2 separate regions of the Homo sapiens genome follow, and region 1 is linked to region 2. Evidence: read pairs that join two places in POLR2A ChIA-PET (ENCODE). Cell type or tissue: MCF 10A. All regions are shown on one strand.

Evidence for each region. ChIA-PET counts read pairs that join two places held together with the same protein. Peaks named below come from ENCODE experiments on the same cell type or tissue, not always from the same donor. Only the 100,000 strongest peaks of a DNase experiment are listed, where the experiment ranks them.
Region 1: POLR2A ChIA-PET joins it to region 2 with 6 read pairs; 1 of 35 experiments calls an interaction of 5 or more read pairs at or near these places.

The regions. Positions count from the first base shown.
Region 1 is chr20:44,186,373-44,188,872 of GRCh38, reverse strand. JPH2 (junctophilin 2) reads left to right here and starts at 1,685. Exons shown (of 6, transcript NM_020433.5): 1 at 1,685-2,500. The coding sequence starts at 2,168. In MCF 10A, no CTCF peak of the experiment used is centred here; DNase peaks (open chromatin) are centred at 682 and 1,242.
Region 2 is chr20:44,572,005-44,574,504 of GRCh38, reverse strand. It overlaps a transcript of PKIG not described here. Among named protein-coding and RNA genes, the nearest start is that of PKIG, 9.3 kb to the left of the region's middle. In MCF 10A, no CTCF peak of the experiment used is centred here; DNase peaks (open chromatin) are centred at 1,064 and 1,534.

The DNA of each region.
Region 1 (2,500 bases), 390 kb after region 2:
GGCTCTTGAAGGTCAGCGGCTGTGACCAAGGATGGAACCAAGTCCTAAGAACAGGTAACCCACTGGAAGGAAAGCAGGGAACACTTTTTACCCACTCCCCAAACAGGAACAAGACTTCCGCAGTGACTTCACGTGGCCTAAGTTATCATGGGGTTTGGAAATATGTCAGATAAGTTCAAAGTCAGATAATTGTCTAATGTTCTCTAGTACCTTCTGTGCTTAGTTCTCTCTTTCTCTTCTGTCCCCATCTTCACACACACACTCACACACACACACTCACACATGGAAACACACACACTCTTACCACACACACATACAAACACACACACTCTTACCACACACACTCACACAAACACACACTTACCACACACACACAAACACACACACTCTTACCACACACACTCACATACACTCACACACACTCTCTCACACTCTCACAGACACACGTTCACACACACGCACAGACACACACACACACAGATCTTCCTAGTCTTGGTGGCTCTTACCTTTCCCAGAATTCCTCTATACTCCCATTAACCTTGGGCTTAGCTGGGATTTACAATCATTAGCTCTGGCCACAGCTTCTTGCCATGGAGATTTATTTGTTCTTTTTACTGGAGTTTGGTGGGAACCTGAGTGGCTGGGAATCCACCCAGGCCCTTCTCTCCTGGCCCTGCCCCAAGAGCTTTCTGAAGTCTGGCCTCACAGGCTCCTAGGACACTAGAGCAAAAGACAGCTCAGAAAGGGAAATTTTAAAAAATCATGACCCTTGAGAATTTCTGAGAGGACCTCATTACAACACAACCCTGTGTTGACAGGAAGGGGACTCCTTTGACCTTCAGGGTCTGCTGGGTCTGCGGCAGGGGGCAGGGAGGGCGCCGAGGCATCAAGGGGTGGGGAGAGGAAGCTAGCGGGACGCCCAGTCTGTGTCTCAGGCAGAGAGGAGGGCAGGCTCCTCTCCCTTCTCTTTGCCCTTCAGGAGAAAGAGAAAGGGAATAGATGGTTGCTTCTTGCACCAAGTTCTCCCCGGCTTCCAGGGGTGGAGGGAGCTCAGGGTGGTGAGTGAGCACTGGACTGAGATTCTGTGTATCTTCCAGACCCTGTTTCCACAGCCTCCCCTCTCTTTCTGACTTCCCTCCTCTGCTTTCGGAAGCACATGTGAAACTGTCTCCATTCCTTTCTCTTTAGGTCACTGGATTCCTTGATGGGGCTGGCAGTGGTGCTGTAACCCCAGGTCCCCTTAGGGCATGTGAGTGGTGATGGGGCTGAGATCTGCCAACCTCCTCGCTCTGGGGGATTTTCAGTGTTCCAGGACTGGGTGTTCTGCTGGTCTCCCTCTCCCCTCCCTTCCCCGATTCCCCGGTGCCCTCCCTGCGCGCAGACCCAGGGGACTCTGAGAATGGAAGGGAGCTCTCATTCCCGGGAGGAAAAGACACCAGGTTCCCTGGGCTGCCTGCACTCAGTTCTCAGCCTCCTTCCTCATGCCTCCAGCCACTGCCCGGGTCTGCGGCACGGGCGCGATTTGAAATACCCCTCCTTCCCGCTTTGAAGAAGGCTGGGCTGGCTGGGGGTTATTTTGGGAGCAGCTTCTGAGATCCAATGGCCTTGTTAGGGCAACACTGACCTTTCCGTCCCAGAAGGAGGGCAGGATTGGAGAAGGGGGCGGGGCAGCGGCGGGGAGACCGACAGCCCCGCACACCCACTGGGGTGGAGAAGGGGGCCAGCGGGCTGCGGGAATTCAGCCTCCGGCGGGGGCTGCCACCGAGGGGAATTTCCCCTCTTTGAAAAGGCTGGGGACCCCTCCACCCCACCCTTTCACTGGGCTTCTTAAAGAGATCACACCGTTTTCCCTTGGACTTCTTGGAAGGCAGACTTGGGACGCTTTGTGGGGACTTTGAACCTTTCCTTCCTGCTTTCTTTCCAGCAGGCAGCCTTGCTCTGGCTGGTGGAGTCGGGGCTCCCGGGCATGGCACTGACTAGCCGACCCGGTGCTGACTTGGCGCCGGGGCTCTTTCAGCCTCTGCTGGCATCCTGCTTCCCCCCTCCTGGGGTGCAGTGGTGAGTCTGGGGGCCTGCCCCCGAGGGCACTGGAGGAGTGTTGCAGGCATCACCCACGCCCTCTGCACCCACGCTGGAGGACGGGGAGGTTGTCAGGGGCTATGATGAGATGAGTGGGGGCCGCTTCGACTTTGATGATGGAGGGGCGTACTGCGGGGGCTGGGAGGGGGGAAAGGCCCATGGGCATGGACTGTGCACAGGCCCCAAGGGCCAGGGCGAATACTCTGGCTCCTGGAACTTTGGCTTTGAGGTGGCAGGTGTCTACACCTGGCCCAGCGGAAACACCTTTGAGGGATACTGGAGCCAGGGCAAACGGCATGGGCTGGGCATAGAGACCAAGGGGCGCTGGCTCTACAAGGGCGAGTGGACACATGGCTTCAAGGGACGCTACGGAATCCGGCAGAGCTCAAGCAGCGGTGCCAAGTATGAGGGCACCTGGAAC
Region 2 (2,500 bases):
AGTGGCAGGGGAAAATGGCTACCAGCACAGATGAAACAAAACTGGTCATGGGTTTTTGATTTTTGAAGCCGGGTAATGGGTGGTACATGAGGATTCATTATACTATTCTTTCTAGTTTTGTACATGTTTCAAAATTTCTGTAATACAGTTAAAAAAAACCATATCTCGATAAGCATATTATTTAGATATAGAGAGATAAATGCTAGATCAAACGCCTAAAAGGATCAAAAGTGTATGCCCTTGGGAGCAGGATAGGAGGAAGGGTAAAGAAAGGGTGGGGGCAGGGAACAGATGGTTTTTATTACAAATCTTTTATGATATTTGACCTTAAAAAGACTAAGGCAAACTATGTGCATGTACCTTTCTGACAAAAACAAAATTCATTTAAAAAAGGAAATGGGAGTAACATTATTTAGAGAAATAGAAGTAACCACCAAAAGAAGTAAAAGCAGAAAAATAAAATGGCTGCCTCAGGGTGAGGGGTAAGCAGGAGACAGATGCCTTTCTAGACTCAGAGACTTTTTAAAAAGTCATATTCATGTATTACTTGGATTTTTTAAAGTTAGCTATTATTATCAGTTGCTACTATCAGTTACTAGCAGGGCCTTTTGCTAATCTCTACATCTATAAACTGAATACTTCCTTAGGTTTAGAATCCTAAATCACCCAGAGTGAATATATCCACATTAAGTGTAATAATAACAATTATTGCTATTCAACTATTGTTTGCCATTTGTCAGTGCTTTACATATGTTATTTCTAATCCTTCTAACACTCCTGCAAGGCAAGTATAGATGTTCCCATTTTACAGATGAAAAGGTTGAGGCTGAGAGACATTAGCCACTTGCTTGAGGTCACAGTGTGGGCGAGGCCTGTGAGACTCAAACACCAAGCTCCTTCCATTACCCTACTTCTCCTTTGCATTCCATTTGTTCGGTATAGTCCAGAAAGTACCTTTACATAAATTTTCTCATCAACCCCAAGAAACAGGAGGGACATGACTATCTTTACTTGACAAATGAAGAAATCAAAGCTAGGAAAAGTTACGTAACTTGCGCAAGAATCCAGGCTCCTGATCCTTAATCTAGTACTCCTTCTACCATTCCTTATGTCCTCTCAACAACAAAATGTTAAATTAGTCATAATCTCCTCATAGGCATTTGACATAAGAGTCACTGCACATGAATGCAGCAATGCAGCTAAAGCAGGAATTTTAAAGAGAGAGAGAGGGGGAGACATTTTTTCCAAAGGAAATATACTAATAAACTATGGACTGTCCTCAGTTGCTCTAATGACAGCATGTTGCTGGAGTCCTCAAAGGGACTCTTGAAATGTCAGCAGCCTGCCTGCCTGGCACAGAGCAGATGAGTTGCTGGCACAGGCAGCCTGCAGCAGTTCTGACAACCAGTGCCACTCTACTTAGTTCCAAAGAAAGAAATGAGCCATGCGTGCCTCTGCCCTGAAAAAAGAACTTCTGTGCTTCCTAAATCTACTTCAGTCAACAGCCATGGGGCCCCAGGGCTTTTTAATAGTTGCCAGGAATCTTCTTAGATCAGCGCTACTCATCAGAGCAGAGGCATGTTTATGAAACTGTACATCAGGTTGCATAGGGGTGGGAGCCAAACGTGGGATAACTAAAGAGGGTGAACATGTGACCCTTGGTCATCTCAAGTCAGGGTAGCTGAAGCTCTCCCCACAAGAGAAGCAGCCCAAAATTTGGGCACAAGAGCCTTGAGCTTGGTGTGAGATGCTCCTCAGTCTGTGCTGGCATCTGAACAATGGCCAAGCAGCAGTTAGGGAGAAGAGGCTGTTTACTTGAGTTCAAACTATTTATAGCCCAGCAATCTGCACATATTTGGATGACAAATCTCTGGGCTTCAAGTAAGTGGTGCTTTGCTCCTGGACAATTTCATCAAACACACTCCCTCCCCACGCCACCCCCAGTCCCCCTCACTAACACATGTTGCCCTCAGGATGTTTTATTTAAGTTGCTGAATTTTAAAAGATTATAAAAAGAAACCACATTTTAAGAGCAAGTGACTTTTAATCCATTTATTTCCAAGTTTGAACTACATATTTTCTTTAAGGCTTGAATCAGAAATTAAATTATAATACATGTATATTCTATAAAAATATATATTTGCCCCATACATGAACAAAACAGTAACTGAGTGATGTCTATAATTTAACACGTATATTGACCTGGCGTGGTGGCTCACGCCTGTAATCCCAGCACTTTGGGAGTCTGAGGTGGGTGGATCACTTGAGGTCAGGAGTTGGAGACCAGCCTGACCAACATGGTGAAACCCTGTGTCTACTAAAAACACAAAAAAATTAGCCGGGTGTGGTGGTGGGCACCTGTAATCCCGGCTACTGGGGAGGCTGAGGCAGGAGAATTGCTTGAACCCGGGAGGCAGAGGTTGTAATGAGCTGAGATTGTGCCACTGCACCCCAGCCTGGGCAACAGAGCGAGACTCCGTCTCAAAACAAACAAACAAAA